Linked DNA regions of Homo sapiens: all the other regions are linked to region 1. The links are chromatin contacts, found by Hi-C or POLR2A ChIA-PET in ENCODE. All regions are on one chromosome and are shown on one strand. Each heading gives the region's core, a stretch centred on a gene start or an enhancer-like site at or near the end of the contact. The rest is flanking DNA. Distances are from core to core; before and after follow the strand shown.

Region 1 (4,147 bases), core at 580-3,079:
ATTTGTAATTTTTCTCTTTCTTATAAATTGGTTTCTTTTTAAAAATCCTTAACCAGTGACACCTATTTTTATACCTTTAATGCTTTCTGCTTTAAGTCTATTAAATCTAATAGGTATAGCAGCTTTCTTTTAGTTAGTTAATATGTGCCTGTTTCTATTCTTTCTCTTTTGCTATTTCTAAATCTTTATCTTTAAATATGATCTTATAAGAAACAGACATTAAGAAAATTATATAATCTGAAAATAACTTTCCTTTTAACCTGAGGTTTTATTTCATAAACTGAAAATGTATCAGTATCCTTACCGTCCTCTACAACCAACTCAAGAGTCTTCTAGTTCTGATTCTCCTCCCCAATCTCTCATGTCATTGTGTTGGCTTCTGCCAGGATTTTTACTCTAAGTTGTCTTTACCCTCAGTATTAGTTATGATTATCACTGTGGTGTTTACATAGCCAGTGTTTACTTTAAACTTTTTAAATTTATGCAGAATTTGGGGCGCTTCTTTCCCGTTTCTTGGGCACAGTTTCCTTCTAGTTGACGAGCATGAAGAGATGGGGGCAATCAACTCTTTCAATTTTGGCTCATCTGAAAATGTCCTTTGTTTTGCCTTGTTCATGAGTGATCATTCATCCTGATGCCCCTTCTGACCCGTCATCCCGTAGCTATTCAATGGTCACCATGTGGCAGGCATTGTTTTAGGGCTAGGGAATCAGCAATGAGCACATTTGTAAAAAGTTCTTATTTCATGACATTTTATTGGAGGGAAGCACTTTTATGTTGTGGACATGGTTTATTTCCTTAGACCTCATGAACCAATCTCTGCTACTTTCAAACTTTTCTTCTGTAGCTTTCTCACTCCTCTCAGCCTTTGTGGAACTGAGGAGAGTTCCTTGCTCTGGAGTAGGCTTTGGCCTGAGGGAACGCTGTGGTTGGTTTGATCTATCTAGACCACTGTAATAAGGCTGTTTCGCTTTCTTGTCATTCATGTGTTCACTAGAGCAGCACTTTTAATTTCCTTTAAGAGGTTTTTCTTTGCATTCACAACTGGGCTAACTCCTGGGTGCAAAAGGCCTTGCTTTCAGCCTATCTCAACTTGGAACAGGCTTTCCCTACTAAGCTTAATCATCTCTAGCTTTCGATTTAAAGTGAGAGATGTGTGTCTCTTCCTTTTACTTGAACACTTAGAGGCCGTTGTAGGTTATTAATGGTGTAATCCCACAATTGCGTTTCAGGGAACAGGGAGGCCTGAGGGGAGGGAGAGAGATGGGGGGCAGCTGGTCATTGGAGCACTCGGAACACACGTGACATTTATTACGTTTTCTGTCTTACGTGGGTGCGGTCGTTGGTTCCCCAAAACAATTACAAAGTAAAATCAAAGATCACTGATTACAGATCACCATGACGGATATAATGATAATGAAAAAATTCGAAATATTACAAGAATTAAAAATATGACACAGAGATATGAAGTGAACACGAGCCGTTGGAAAAATGGCACCCATAGAGGTGCCCCAACAGAGTTGCCACAAACTTTCAATTTGTAAAAAAAGTGCAGTATCTGCGAGGCACAATAGAGCAAGGCGCAATAAAACGAGGTCCACCTGTGCGCGCAACCCCCTCACAGGGAGGCTGTAAACACAACGCAGGAACATCATGAAAAGGCCCGTTCTGAGCACTGGGCTACAGAGGGCGCTGTTCGGTAAACAGGTCATTTCGCTGCACAAAGCCGCTCACAGTACATCTCTGAAGTTAACGCGCTCAGATTTTAACTTTTCAACCTGTGCCGTGCCACAAACTGGGTCACTGAAAACCGCGGAAGTTTATTCCCCCCCGACCAGGGGGGGCTGCGCCCTCAGGGAGCTGAGCGGTCCCCGTGAGGCCCCTTCGCTGCCTGCACAGTTCAGCTGTGCCGTCCCTAGCGCGGCAGTCCCTGGACCTGGTGTGCAGAGGAATCGTGGTAAGAAATGTGCACACATCATCCAGGCAGACGGTCCCGTGAGTCTGTCCAACAGAAAAGAGGAAGGCGAGGCGGAGTCCTGAAGGCGAGGCTTGCAGAGGCGGGAGAACCAGGCAGAAGGCCACGGGCCTGCCGAGCTCCCAGCAGCGACGGGGGCGGCGCCCTCAACACGCCGGCGCCCTAGGAAGGCCGAGTCTGTGTTCGCGCTGCCTGCGGTGTGTGGCAGCTGCGCGCTCCTTACCTGTGGGGCAGAGTTGGCCGGAGCCACTGCCTGAAGAAACTCGGCTCTGTCCTCCGTTCCGGGGAGCGGAATGCGGCCAGTGGATGTGAGTTCCTTCCGTTGCTTTCCGCAGCCCACAGCTAAGTCACTCTGATGAGCATCTCGCAGGCCTGCGCTTCTGCTTCTCGTTGCCTTCTAGGCGGTTCTGACTTTGACACCCCTTTCCTCCTCTGCTTGTGCCCTCGAATCCTACGTTAGGGAAATGGGGACCCTGTTTTGAAACAAAATGAGAAAGAATCATAACCTTCAACTTCAGAACACTTCAAAGTCAGTAGAACCTGTAAGGAAATACAACAACATTCTATCTTCTATAGATTGACAGCATTAAAAGATGCTGTAAAATAATGTATAAAAAGAAAAGAAAAAATAATGGCAATAAGAAAAACGTTCTCAATTTTACTATTAAAAATTTAGTAATAGAAAACTTTATTCACAGAAATTCATATAGAAACCCAACGTGAATAATAGATAAAGTTCAGTTGTGTTTGTCAACTTGCAAAACCCACCACCTCGCAGGTGGACCCTGAGGAGATGGTGGGTGATAAAATCTAATCTTCATCAAGGATGTTGGATAACCAGTAAAAAGCAGCTGTATGTTAATAAAGCTGTATTGCCTGTCCTTCTTTACAACTGCACTTTAATTAGATATTTACATTTTGCCTTTATGAATATATAGGCAAATGTTTTTCCTATATTTTCCTTGATGAAACATGTTTAGATATTCATTTGACTTCTTTCTTTCTCATTATTCCCTTTATTTCATTTAAGATGTGTACTCGTATTGAGCTCAGATCTCTGAACTCTTCCTCTTAATAAACAAACCTTCTACTTCTTTTAGTTCATTAAATCTATTTTAATCTTTCCTTGACAGTGATTTTATAAACAATGGTTGTTTATCGGAGAAAATAATATCTGGACTAGAAGAAATGTCAATGAGATTAGTTTTACAAACTATCAAGTCAGTTATCTAACTTGCTAAGTGCTGTCCAAGTTAGATAACTAGATAACTAGTAATTTAATAACGCTACAGAAACATCGTGTTGTCCACCTTTATAAAAAATTATTCCAAATAACTATGTCATTTGTTTTAATTTGAAGAATACATAGTACAGACAGTTAAGCTAATGATTACACTCATGGAAGCTGACAATTCAGAATGGGCAGTGTGATAATGTAAGATTAATTTTTCAAATATTTTAAAGTTTCTATTAAATATTTAAAAATTATACACCAACTGGGTCTTAAGATGGCCAACTCAATGCTGCTGGGAAGTGTGGCTCCCATGGAGAGAGGCCGAGATTTTGACTAAATCAACATAATTTCAACAGATCTTTGTAAAGAAGATGCTGAATGTGGATGTAGAAAAGATGCAGACCCTGAGGCTGAAGAGGGAGGAAGCTGGAAACTCCGTGCGGGTAACTGAATGCTAAGGCTGCTTCCTGGCCTCCAGCGGTGTCTGAGGAAAGGGTAAGTGAAGGGACTTGGAGACTGGAGACCTCACACGCGCCACGGACATTTGAGCTGGTAGGTGGATGTCTTCAGAGATTAGACAGAGACAGAGCTGCCACAGGCATGGCGCCAGGAACCTTTGTGCTAGGGACAGCTTTGGCGGAGCCTAACCCCACCAAGGGCTGCCTATCTCCCTTTGACAGTCTCTGGCCCTAGCTAACCACTGGGGAGAAAGCAGGGCCACCTTCCCTGTGGGACTGGGGCACATCTGTCTCACAGGCCACCTGCCTGCCAGCCCCTCCCAAGTCTTCTGCCTGGCCACCCTGCAGAAGCCTGTATACAGCATAGCTCCACTGCCCAGCCTGGGTGCTTTGTGCCACCTAAGTGCATTCTGGAAGCCTGGGAGCCCTTCAGATCCTATAGTGCACCTGGGACCCAGTCCCAAGGGTCTGGAGAAGGGA
Region 2 (4,147 bases), core at 680-3,179, 240 kb after region 1:
GTATCGCCGCTCTTGGCTCACAGTTTTCTGTCTTGCTAGGCAGCCCTTTTTCCATTCTTTTTTGTTAGAGAGAACAGGCTTTTGTTCCGGCCTTTGTGTGTGTGAGAGCCTGTCGATGTTTCCAGGTTGCTGACTTGAGTTCTAAGTCTAGGACAAATGAGGCAAGAAGACAACCCAGGAACGCACTCCCTTGTTCTTTGGGTCTCAAGGTCTCTGACTGGTCTGCTTTCTTTCTACCTTCCAGAATCATCTTATATTTGTTCTACATATGATGCTCAGTATTTTTAGTTCTACTTGATAGGAAGAATAGGAAAAAGCATGTCTACTCCATCTTGCCAGAATTGGGAAGTCTAAGTTCATTAATTTTTAACATTAGGTAATACATTCACAGTTTGAAATTCAGCAGGTGCTGAAGGGTATACAGGGAAAATGCACTTCCTGCCCTACCTCTGGCCACAGTTTCCTCATTCTAGAGGGAGAACTGTTGCAGTTCCTCATGTTTTCCTAGGTCCAGCTTGAGATTCCAGTGGGGTGTGCTGGGGGTGTGGCGGCACACATTTTGCTTCTGTGCTGGTTCGCGTGATCCCTGAATGGACTCCCAGACTTCACAACTGGGGAGATTTAGGTGCACTGGGGAGACATTGTTCCACTATTCATCCTGTTTTCCTCCTTTTTAAACTTGAAATTTTATTTTCTCAACAAATGCTCCTACTTCTGAATAGATTTGCCAATCCTCTATCAGTGCCCTTTGTATCCCTTTTAAAAAGATCAAAGAGGCTAGGATATCATAGAGATCTTCCCATCAATAGGCCTTTGTGTTGGCTCTAGCTCCCCATGGTGAGCACTGTGCTCTGTTGCTGAAGCTGGATTTTGTTTGCAAGAGAGCAGGGGGCATTTCATACAAATGTCAGATTACGGTAATAGCAAATGGATATCTTAATTGCCCTGATGGCGATTTTAAGCAGCAGGCTAACTGCAGCAGATCTCCTAGTCAGTGGCCAGGAAGCTCTTCTGATTTCCCCTGTGCCTCAGTGGTGCTGCTAAATCTGTTACTCATCAAACATGGAAATAAAGTTTCCATACTCTAAAAAAATGCAAGACTACTGGACCTTTTAACTTTAGTGAATTATAACAGATAGAGCTTTCAGGAGAAAAAGGCTTGGAAAAAGTTTAATAGCAAAATCAGGATGTTAATTTTCATGAAATCTTGAGTACTGTGCTTTTTTTTTTTTTTTCCCTTGGTCTGGGAGGACTTTTTTGAAGAGCTGTCATTAGTAAATGGTCTTTCAAATTAGGAAAATGTACCAGGTACCAGTTTCCTTACCTTAAATTTCCAAATACGACTATTTAAGTTTTATTGGTTTAATACAGGTAGAAAAATTTGCAGAGCTTGCCTATCCCAATTTGAAAAGGAATTGCAATAGTCAAAAATTTACACGAAAAATTCATATCAAAGTAGAACATTTCAAAAGGCATACAGGTGGAGAGGGAAATGGATATACCCAAAAAAAAAAAAAAAAAAAAAAACACTCCCCAAAAAGTACATTTCTTAGATGTTGCTCTGAGCATCTTGTCATCCCAAACGAAAGATGGAGGCCTGGTTTTTAAACAGATTTCATTGACTGCTGAAAGGAAGCACACTCATTCATTGGAAGAGGCAAATTCCTGGCACTAAAATAGTTGAAGTGTGACACATAGAAAAGTCAGTAGTGGTGACACCACCAGTGAGATCAGGGCATAGAACAGTAAGCAGCTCCTCAAGCCCCTTCCTCCCTAGAAGGGGCCAGCATCCTGTATTTGAACTTCATGTAAATGGCGATACACATGATGTAATCTTTGCTGCCAAGCTGCATCTATCCCATGTTACATTTGTGAGATTCAGCTATGCAGAGTGTAGCAGAAGTTCTCAACTGTATGTTTTTACTTCCTGCGGTGGCATCTGGGTCCAGATATTGCTAAACTAACTGCAATCCTAAATTGAGCATCCAATTAATTTTTATATGTGGCTGCCAGTCTTGAGAGTAATTACAGTCCCACTGCTCCGTTTTCAGCCCTTTGCTGGAAATGGGAACCTATTTTCTTAACCTTATTCCTTCCCTTCTTTGAGTCCTTGGCCAAGAAACAGGGCCAGCCAAGGCTGTTAGCAATGGCAGTGACAAATGCTTTTTCCACAGCAAACTCTTGTCCTCAACAGAACTGGGCTGAAATCTACAGCTCATAATTCACACATGCCACAAGGCAGCCAGAACAGGAAGCCCCATTTGCAATTCTCTGAGCCTCATCACTAGATGACCAGAGCACGCAGGCTCCTCTGACTCTTCTCACTGTGATGAGTCTAGCCTATTGGGGTGCCTCTGGGGGATATTATGTAAAAAGAGGTGTAAGGAAGATTTCTGATGCTCCAACAGCAGTTACACTGCTACTGAAGCCCACTAATACTGGGGCACATTTTTTTTTAAGAGTCAGGGTCTCACTCTGTCACCTAGGTTGGAGTGCAGTGGCATGATCATGGCTCACTGTATACCCAAACTCCTGTTCAAGCCGTCCTCCTGCCTCAGCCTCCTGAGTAGCTAGGACTGCAAATGTGCACCACCATGCCTAGCTAATTTTTTTTTTTTGGTAGAGACTGTATCTCTCTATGTTGCCAGGGGAACTCCTGGCCCCAAGTAATCCTCCCACCTCAGCCTCCCAAGTTGCTGGGGGATTACAGCACCTTGGGAGGCTGGGTGAGCCATTACACCCAGTTCTGGGGCAGTTTTAATTTTAATCCTTGATAACTGTCCTGGTTAAGCCATTTTGATCTGAAGGTCTGTTAAGGCCACGTTGCTATTCATGAGGTTCTTGAAACAAAGAGAATGGCATTTATAACTATTTTTAAATAGCCTATCATGTTTTCAGCATTCTGAGGGCGGCTCTTTTCCATAAGTGTTACAAAGCCAAGATTTTCATAGAGTAGCAGAGATGAGCACAAAACAGGAAACTGACTTTTCCTCATGGACACGTGGAAAATCCATTTGTCTTAGAATGTCAGTGATTACTAAAAATATCCCAGCCAGCTGAGTATTAGCTGCTTTTAGTGAGTATAAACTAAATGTTTAGACTTTTCTCTTTCCCAAATGTATTCCATTTACCTATATTTGTTATGTACTTATGTAGGTGTCTCTTAAACACATTTCTTCCATCTTTTGTAAAACAATATAATTGTATCTAGTTTGGTGCTTTTAAAGCTTTTGGATTTCTTTTTCCCTCTTATCAAAAACAGTCACTTGTGAGAAATAAGAAAATTAGGCTGGGCACGGTGACTCATTCCTGTAATCCCAGCACTTTGGGAGGCCAAGGCGAGCTGATCACTTGAGGCCAGGAGTTTGAAACCAGCCTGGCCAACATGGTGAAACCCCGTCTCTACTAAAAATAAGAAAATTAGCTGGGCATGGTGGCACATGCCTGTAGTCCTAGCTACTCAGGAGGCTGAGGCACAAGAATCGCTTGCACCCGTAAGGTGGAGGTTACAGTGAGCCAAGATTGTGCCACTGCACTCCAGCCTGGGCGACAAAGGAGACTCTGGCTTTAAAAAAGTAGAGATAAGAGAATTAGAAAATTTTGTTCCTAAACTGCTATGCCCAAGAGTCATCTGACTATGCTCTTTTCATCCTTTCACTTTTAGTCTATGTCTTGATATTGAAAATGGGTTTCTTGAAGGCAGCATGTACCTAGGTTCTGCTTTTTATCTAATCTGACCATCTCTGCCTTTTATTTTGGAGTGCATACATCATTTATATTTAATGTGATTATTGATCTGACTCTATTTTATCTCTTGTTGACTTTTACCTGCAACTTTTGTATGTGTATGAGTGCATGCATGCATATTTTTACTGGTTGCTTTAGGGTTTATAGTACACATCTTCAATCTATTATAGTTTATCTTCAAGTGAGATGATACCACTTCATGTATAGTATAAGGACCTTGTAACAGTATAGATCCATTTCCTCCCTTCTGGCTTTTCTGCTATTCTTGTCATGCATTACATTTCAGTATGCTATAAACCCTACAATATAGTGTTGTTTTTGCTTCAAATTGTCATTATTTCTAAAAGAAGTGTAAATATTTGATATTTGCCATATTGTTACCATTCCTTTGTGTAGATCT
Region 3 (4,147 bases), core at 1,108-3,607, 200 kb after region 1:
AGTTGCATCAGAACCTCTAGGGGAATGTATCTGAAATATATATACCTGGGCCACACCCATAGGGATTCTGGGGTTAGGTTTGGGTGGAGCTGAGAATTTGTGCCACAATTCTACTTGCAGGAACCAGTGTCAAGTCCAAAGTCAGATGCAATGAAGACTATGTTCAAGGATGCTAATCACAGCTTTATGGAGAATAGCCAGAATTTAGAAACAACTAATTGTAAACACCAGGGGAATGGTTAGATAAGTTGTGGTCCACTCATAGGATAGAATGGTATTTAGCCCCCCAAAATGTTCTAAAGGGATGTTTAATGACGTGGAAAAGGCTTATGCTTCATAAGTAATCATATATAAATAAAATCTCAGGCAAAAAATAATGAATACATACACATGTATATTGTGTGGGTGTGGGTGGTGACTGAAAGGAAATATATCAAAATAGTAACGATATCCTAGGATGGTTGGGAATATTGGTGAATTTCCCTTTATGTTTTTCCTTTTTTTAAACCAAATTTTCTGCCACTAGCAAGCATTATTTTTATAATGATGAGAAAACAGTAAGCACCATTTAAAAAATAATTGAATTCCATGAACTTTTTCATAATTTGTTTTTTAATAATTTGTTTTATTATTGTTTCAGGTAGTTCACAATAAAAATATCACAAAAACCCAGAAGGTGCGTTTCTTTACGGGGCAGTTATTGAACCACATAGCATCGCTGTACAACTGGAATGGGATTACCGATGTGAACCCAGAAAATGTCAAGGTGCAGACACTTTTTGGTTTTCGTTGACCTCGTTGTTGGAATTTGATCCTCAGGGTTGGGAGAGGGAGAATTCTCAACACCGCACCAGACTTGAAGTCCCCTCATTTGATCTGTTTCTTTTGACTGTGGTTATATGGTTGTATTAACCCTCTGCTAACTGCAATAGGATTTTTTTCCCCTAATTTCTTAATCATGCTAATAATTTTTTTTTTTAATTAGAAAACTATGATTTCCTTGGGCTGAGCCATATCTTAGTTTTCCCTGCAGCACTTGCCTGTTAGACCTGCAGGGTCATCCCGGCCATCTTTTCCTCTTGCTTTACCTCTGCCTTCCCATCCTTCCATTCTTTCATGTCCAGTTGTTGGAGTTTCAAGGCTTGTTGTGTGTTTTTTGTTTGTTTGTTTGTTTTTAACCTCAGGATCCTGAATGTCTAGGAGCCTCACCTACTGACATATATAATTTATTTTGTGCTAGTTAACTCGTGCTAAATTGAAACAGCTGCTCTTAACATCGACCCAATGCCAGTGTATATTTTAATTTTCTTCAGGGTGTTACTGAACATGGACTTGGCCAGAGTAGTAAAGGCACAGACTTCCTGTTAACGTTATAATAATTCACCTCTCAAGAGCCTAATATTTCACCTCCTTTTATCTTGGAGACTTGCCCAGGTCCTCTTGTTTTGAACATGTTTTTGTATGCTCTAGACCAGCAAGCCTCAGAGGCTGCATAAAAACACTCCCAAATATGGAATTTTATTCAAATGAACAAGAGAAATTAGATCACTTTAAAGCTTTTAAAAATACAGGTTTAAACTTGCCCCTCTTCAGAGTATTCTTTTATCTTGATCGGTGTATCTTTTTGTTGTTGTTTTCATTTATTGTTTGGAATGACACCAAGTATTTAAAATGTTTTCTAAATTGTCATCGGCAGTTAATATTGTCCTTGTTTTTACTCTAGCTCTTACTAAAGTGTATGAGCTTGGGATTTTCATTGAATTTTTAAAAAATCTTCATAGGTTTCTGCCGAAGAAGCAGGGAAAACCATGGTGCGGGAGCTTGTTCATAACTTCCTGATGGATCTTTGCTGTTCACTCAAGCATGGAATTAATTTTTACGATGCATCTTTGGGTACCTTTGGCAGGTAAAGTATAACACTCTTGTGGACCCCAGGGTGTGTATGTTCCTCAGAAGTCACCACATATGTGAGTGTCTAGTGGAACTGTAGTAGGTTAGAACTAGAATTGTGGACATTATCTAACTCGTTTCAGGGTTGAACAGTTGTAGTCCCAGAGAACTTCTCCTTGTTGCATGTCCTCAGGGGCAGTTCTGAGGGTAGCTGTCTATTAGCACTTAGTTAGGTCATGGGATATTTCACCCAGGGAGGTGCTGCGGATGTTTACCTAAAGACAGTGTTCGTCAGCTGGAGCTCAGAAAAGGCGTCTGCCTTGCCAGAGAGGGTTGGCCCTGACATGGGCCTCACAGCAGTCCTGACGCAGGTACCATTGTTATGCCAGCTTTGCAGAGGAAGAAAGTAGTTCTAGAGAGGTCGAGACACTTACACTGGTTAAATGGCAGAGGTTGCACTGGAATCCAGGAAGTCCAGCTCCAAACTGATACTAAAACAGTCCTCCCTCTCCTTGACAGGCTGCCCATGAGTCACGGTTTCAAAATTGTTTTTTTTTTTAACATTTTGTTTCACATTTCACAATTGTGGTAACATTTCATCAGTAAGGAAACATATTAAGTTCAAATCTACTGGTTTTGATCATATTCTTTAAGACTTTCTTTTTGTAATCGTATAATACAGGTCTATGTGATTTTTTTTTTTAATAACAAAAATGGCTTACTACTGTTCATCCTATCTGCTTTTTTCCCACTTGACAATAAAAATATTGGCCATGTTTTCTTGTCATTGTAAATGTGTAAATGATTTATTGTTTAATCCTTGTTATTCTATCCTAGCATTATATCACAAGGATTTAGGCAGTTTGATTTACTTCTAATTTCAGCCAGTCAGGAAATCAGGTGATTCCTTCAGAATGGAATAACATGGTGGGAGTTTTTCTGTCTGCTTATGACTTTGGACGTGTTTTGATTCTGAGGTCACTGTGATTTAACTTGTCACATCATTTCTTTTTTCTTTCATCAGTAAGAATGAGCTCATTTTCCTGCCAAAACATAACAGCAGACTTTTATAGTCGAATAGAATATTACACCATGCTTAAAACACATGCATTGTTCCCCCTTTTTAAAGCATTTTTCCTCCATAACTAGGCCCATGAAATAGATGAGCATTTAATGAGCATATTGAATCAACTTGTGGGTGTGCGTCTCTTTGCAGCAAGCTGTGATTTATGTGAATTTTGAAGCCATGGGCAAAAGACAAGTGTTTGTGCATAAGGGAAAGGAAGGAGATTTGTTTGTGGATGGTGATAGAAAGCTTTGAGAACACTGAATTGCATCGTTCCCTGTTCCCCAGTAGACACGTGGCCCACTCATTCATTTCATTCAGGTTCCTGTGCAGACCTCACCACTTCAGGGAGGCCTTCCCGGACAGCCCTTTCTGAAATAGTCCCTCCACTGTCACTGTGCTTTTTGCCTGGCTTAGGCTTCTGACTGTTCATACATTTATTTGCTGATTTATTTATTTGCTTGTTCATTATCAGATTGGTGAGAAGTGGTGAGAACGGGCGCTGGTCTATTATGGGCCTCCAGTCCCTAGGACAGTGCCTGGCACATAGTAGGTGTTCACTGAAAGCTGGTGTTAGAGCATAGAGCAAGGATTGGCAAACTTTTCTACAAAGGGCCAGATTGTATTTTGGGCTTGGCAGCCTACACAGTCTGTTGTGACCACTCAGTTGTGCCAGCAAAGCATCCATAGATGTAAATAAGTAGGTTTACCTGTGTCCCAATCAAATTACAATGATAGGTGCTGGGCCCTACTTTGCCAGTCGCTGGTGTAGGTTAACAGAGCAGACAGCTGGGCTTCAATCCCAACTTAGCTCTGAGACCTTCACTGGGTTAGGCATCCTCTCTGCCTCCATTATCTTGTCTATAAAGTGGGAATAAAAGTAGTGCCTGTCGCAGAGACGTGGTGGTAACTGCTTAGAGCAGTGTCTGGCATGTGTTGTGCACTACATAAATATTAATGCTCTCCATTTTATTACGTTGTTGATTAAAATAAAGCATGTGTAGTATTTTTAGCACTCTTTGTAGATTTAATATCCTTTTCATTTGACAGTACAAACTATTTTGTTCATGACATTTTCATATTAGGAAAGGATATTTTCATGTCCTTTTTTAAAGGATAGTTTTTCTGATCAAAATTATACTTTCTAATTTGGTTTTTAAAAAACTTTTTTTACTATATGTAAAGCTCTCA
Region 4 (4,147 bases), core at 732-3,231, 140 kb after region 1:
CTCATTCCTCACAGCTTGCTTGAATAATAATAATGATCATTATAGTAATTTACAACTTAATAGTCAACACTGCCTTTTTAACCCAGTCTGTGAGACTGAATCGTAAACATGACATTCTTTAAAGTAAAGCTCTCAGTTAATATACCAGACTGCATAAACTCTAATAACTTACCTTTCCACGGAAAGAGAATATGTGGGTAATGAAGACAAATAGTGGAGAGTAGACTCTCATCAAAGACCCTCTGGCAGTAATAAGTTGCATTCCAGAAGGTTCCACGAGGTTCAGGGGAAGGGTGCAGTTTGGGATTGGTTCTCAGGTGTCTGTCTGACTCCTTTCTAAGGATGAAGGCTCCTGGTTCGTGTTTTAGCTACACCCACAGGAGCAACAGACTAAGACATTCCTCCACACAGTAACAGACCCAGGCAGTGCAGAGCCATGTGGGCCTTATCTGTCCCGTTGTCCACAGTCTGGTTTTATCTTAGACCCAGCCTGGTGCAATCCATGTTGTGTACTGGCACTCCACTTAAGCTTCCTGTTTGTAAAAAGCCCCTTTCATTCGGTGATTCCTCAGGGCTTTAAGGGAACTTTCTGGAAACCAGGAAGAAGGAAATAAAGGTTGTTTTGCTGAGGATGGGTGACGTTGGGCGCGGGACCCAAATGAGTGGTTTGAGCAGAAAGTCGCCTCCACGCTGGACTAATGCTTGGCAACATTATGGGAAAATTTCTGAGCCCAGAAGTTTATCATCTATTCACAGTTCAGAGGGATCCAGGGGTCAGATACGATGCTTCAGTTCTTTTTTAAAAATATATAGTACACAATCTTTATCAACAAGAGAAGACAAGGGACATGGAGGACAAACTGTGCACTCTACATAAAGTATACATGTAATGAGAAAAGTCACTGTCCACTGTTTAAGGTCCAGGGAAGAAAACAACTAGGAAAAGAGAAACTTCAAAAACAAGTTTTTCCTGCCTTTCTTTTTTTTTTTTTTTTTTTTTTAATAGAGATGGAGTCCTGCTATGTTGCCCAGGCTTGTCTCAAACTCCTGCCTTCAAGTCATCCTCCCACCTTGGCCTCCCACAGTGCTGAGATTATAGGTATGAGCCACTGTGCCTGGCCTCTGCCTATTTTTTTTTTTCCCCTGAGATGGAGACTTGCTCTGTCACCAGGCTGGAGTGCAGTGGCACGATATCGGCTCACTGCAACCTCCGCCTCCCAGGTTCAAGCGATTCTCCTGCCTCAGCCTCCCGAGTAACTGGGACTACAGGCATGTGCCACCACGCCCAGCTAATTTTTGTATTTTTAGTAGAGATGGGGTTTTACCACATTGGCCAGGATGATCTCAACCTCTTGACCTCGTGATCTTTCCGCCTCAGCCTCCCAAAGTGCTGGGATTACAAGCATGAGCCACCACGCCCGGCCTCTGCCTATTTTTAACACTGTCTATACCCAGCGGTAAATACTCCATTCAAGAGGCATTTGAGAAGATCAATAATGTCTTTAGGCCTGCGTTTCCAAACTATATAGAAACAAAGAATAGTAAAGTCTTGCAAGAAGATGCTCTGAAAAAACAAATGTATTATATACATCGTCAAATGTTTTTACTTTTATTGCAGGAAGCCATATTCATTTAAGAGCCACAGTAATCCTTGCTTAAGAACATGGTGCCTTTTTATTAAAAGGGTGTCCAGGGAAAAGATGCTTCAGTTTTTTAATCTGAGCTGATTCTGAAAACTGAAGTTCTATGGCACCAAAGTGAGCAGGAATGAGAAAATGCCCTCCCGTTGGACAGCATTCGTACATCACCCACTTGAAAATTAAATCTGAAACAGAGTTCTGACAGGCCTGCTATTTTCTTCAGTGCCAAGAGCCACACAATAGACCTTTTTTTGGGACAAAGCTCTTAAAATGCTTGGAAATTCAGATGGACTGAGTCACAAAACTGTACAAATACTGCACACCCATTCCTGCTGGTGCCCCTGCTCGCTCTCTTGGAAACAATACTATATTTTCCCTGTGTTTGGCAGAAGGAAAAAAATATTTTAAGTAGAGTTGTGACTTGTCTGAAGGGGTGATGGAGGGAGGCATGCTCAGAAAGTGGAAGCTGCTCTGCAGTCTTGAGGCCTCTGGGCAGGGATGGTAGTTACCATTTCAGAGGAGTCCGTCGACTCCTCCTTCTCGATGTGGGCTGTAAAACGATGCTTAGCCCCATGACCACACAAACTCCAGCGTATCTTGATAAGTGTATAACAGCAGCACAGACTGCTGAATGCACTGTTCACAAAGTAACACCCAAGCTGTCTGTATGTGAGTGCATGGAGGCTGGTGGGGTGGCAGGGGTTGGAGAGAGAGAGGTAGGGGGAATGAGAGCAGGAACACAGGGAAGGAGGAAAGTCGGGGAGGCAGTGGGAGATGCCAAAAAAAAAAAATCTCTGCACTATCTTCGTGACTTTCTCCTTCCTTTTTCATGTTCAAATCAAATTATCCACCCCCCATCATGCAACCATTTCACTGAGATTTTGAAATAATTGAGATGTGTTGCAAACACATCCTCGCACGTCAAGTGAGCAAGTGACTTCAAGTCTGAACACCTCTCCAGAGCAATATTTCACTTTGACGTTAATGATGGCCAAGAGTCTAGCTTGAGATGAAGGCAAAAGGGCCAAACACATAGACAAGGTCCTTGGAGGAAAGGAAGGGGGAAAAATTCTGACTAAAACCCCACTGGGCTAGAGAGGGTGGAGAAGCACAGCAGCCAGTGGATTTTCATTTCTTTGGCTTTATGGAACTGAAGACCTCCTTCGGGCTGCAGAAGGCAAGCTAGATTTGGAGAAGAGAGTCTTTCAGAGCTGTCTAGGGACTCCAGACTCAACTCTGATTTAAAAAAAAAAAGTGTTCACTTTTTTCAGGTTCTAAAAGTGTGGAAAATAAAACAAGGACAAATCTGCTGGTCTAGCCCAGGGTTCCTCAACCTTAGCACAAGGACTGCATGATTCTTTGCTGTGGGGGCGCTGTCCTGGACAGTGTCAGATGTTTAGCGGTGTCCCTGGCTTCTACTCACTAAGAGGCTGTGACAAAGAAAATTGCCTCCAGAGATTGCCAGATATTCCCAAGGGACAAAATCACTCTTGGACTGAGAATCACTGGTTTCAACTAAATATCAGGAAAAGCAAAATGTTCACTGGGTAAAGATCGCCGTCCCCTGTAAAGAGCATATAGCATTTTTGGCAAATGTTGACAAACCCAAATAACCTGCCTTGACTTGAATAGCCAGGGAGAGACACAGAAATCTGAGACAAGAAAAGACCTTTTGCCTCAAAGCCTTAGTTTATGGTTTTTGAGAGCTCTAACACTAATAAAAAATAATCCTGGGCCAGGCACAGTGGCTCCTATCTGTAATCCCAGCACTTTGGGAGGCTGAGACAGGAGAATCGCTCAAGGCTAGGAGTTTGAGACCAGCCTGGGCAATCTAGCAAGACCCTGTCTCTACAAAATACTCTTTTTTTTTTTTTTTTTTTTTGAGATGGAGTCTTACTCTGTCTCCCAGGCTGCGGTGCAGTGGCGTGATCTCGGCTCACTATAACCTCCGCCTCCTGGGTTCAAGCGATTCTCCTACCTCAGCCTCCTGAGTAGCTGGGATTTACAGGGGCATGCCACCACACCCAACTAATTTTTGTTGTTGTTGTTTGTTTGTTTGTTTGTTTTTAGTAGAGATGGGATTTCACCATGTTTGCCAGGCTGATCTCAAACTCCTGACCTCAGGTGATCTGCCCACCTCAGCCTCCCACAGTGCTGGGATTACAGGTGTGAGCCACTGCACCCACCCTACAAAATACTTTTAAAAATTAGCGGGGTGTGTAGTCCCAGCTACCTGGGAGGCTGAGGCAGGAGGAGCTGTTGAGCCCAGGAGGTTGAGGCTGCAGTGAGTCACAATCATGCCAGTGCACTCCAGCCTGGGTAACAGAATGAGACTCTATGAGAAATCATCATCAATCATCATCATCATCACGTCATCATCATCATCTTGGGACATTCTAACTTAAAATAAAAAAAATACGGAAATCAGATGAGAGGGACCTTTGCACTTGAAAGTGGAACAAGCAAGACCACAAGATCTGCTCTGTGTGGTTCTCCACAGCCTGCCG

Evidence for each region. A loop is a pair of places that touch in the nucleus more often than their neighbours do. ChIA-PET counts read pairs that join two places held with the same protein, here RNA polymerase II (POLR2A). Pooled maps may share reads with other maps.
Region 2: a loop to region 1 is called in a map of prostate gland, with 2.6 times the contacts of the local background. The contact joins two enhancer-like sites. A Hi-C loop is called at or near these places in 1 of 168 maps with a recorded cell type or tissue (prostate gland) and 8 of 50 pooled maps. POLR2A ChIA-PET finds 5 or more read pairs at or near these places in 1 of 52 experiments (activated CD4-positive, alpha-beta T cell).
Region 3: a loop to region 1 is called in a map of ascending aorta, with 10 times the contacts of the local background. The contact joins two enhancer-like sites. A Hi-C loop is called at or near these places in 1 of 168 maps with a recorded cell type or tissue (ascending aorta) and 7 of 50 pooled maps. POLR2A ChIA-PET finds 5 or more read pairs at or near these places in 3 of 52 experiments (H1, common myeloid progenitor, CD34-positive and naive thymus-derived CD4-positive, alpha-beta T cell).
Region 4: a loop to region 1 is called in a map of posterior cingulate gyrus, with 4 times the contacts of the local background. The contact joins two enhancer-like sites. A Hi-C loop is called at or near these places in 46 of 168 maps with a recorded cell type or tissue (A673, CD14-positive monocyte, CD4-positive, alpha-beta T cell and 35 more), 2 of 37 single-sample maps with no recorded cell type and 33 of 50 pooled maps. POLR2A ChIA-PET finds 5 or more read pairs at or near these places in 13 of 52 experiments (CD4-positive, alpha-beta T cell, CD4-positive, alpha-beta memory T cell, CD8-positive, alpha-beta T cell and 8 more).

The regions. Positions count from the first base shown.
Region 1 is chr21:32,567,498-32,571,644 of GRCh38, reverse strand. It overlaps CFAP298-TCP10L (CFAP298-TCP10L readthrough), which reads left to right. Exons shown (of 12, transcript NR_146639.2): 11 at 3,566-3,704. Among named protein-coding and RNA genes, the nearest start is that of TCP10L, 16 kb to the left of the region's middle. RefSeq lists enhancers at 1,719-1,788, 1,593-2,134, 2,135-2,678. Within about 2 kb of position 1,829, at least 34 of the 41 ENCODE cell types and tissues checked have a DNase peak (open chromatin) inside an H3K27ac peak, as active enhancers do; they include PC-3, ascending aorta, dorsolateral prefrontal cortex and 2 more, where a contact is called at or near this core.
Region 2 is chr21:32,327,578-32,331,724 of GRCh38, reverse strand. The region is part of intron 30 of URB1 (URB1 ribosome biogenesis factor); the gene reads left to right. Among named protein-coding and RNA genes, the nearest start is that of MRAP-AS1, 21 kb to the right of the region's middle. RefSeq lists an enhancer at 478-1,070. Within about 2 kb of position 1,929, at least 6 of the 41 ENCODE cell types and tissues checked have a DNase peak (open chromatin) inside an H3K27ac peak, as active enhancers do.
Region 3 is chr21:32,370,266-32,374,412 of GRCh38, reverse strand. URB1 (URB1 ribosome biogenesis factor) reads left to right here. Exons shown (of 39, transcript NM_014825.3): 7 at 641-766; 8 at 1,782-1,906. Among named protein-coding and RNA genes, the nearest start is that of SNORA80A, 5.0 kb to the left of the region's middle. Within about 2 kb of position 2,357, at least 16 of the 41 ENCODE cell types and tissues checked have a DNase peak (open chromatin) inside an H3K27ac peak, as active enhancers do; they include ascending aorta, where a contact is called at or near this core.
Region 4 is chr21:32,424,710-32,428,856 of GRCh38, reverse strand. All of the region lies in intron 1 of EVA1C (eva-1 homolog C), which reads right to left. Among named protein-coding and RNA genes, the nearest start is that of EVA1C, 14 kb to the right of the region's middle. Within about 2 kb of position 1,981, at least 5 of the 41 ENCODE cell types and tissues checked have a DNase peak (open chromatin) inside an H3K27ac peak, as active enhancers do; they include PC-3, dorsolateral prefrontal cortex, endothelial cell of umbilical vein and 1 more, where a contact is called at or near this core.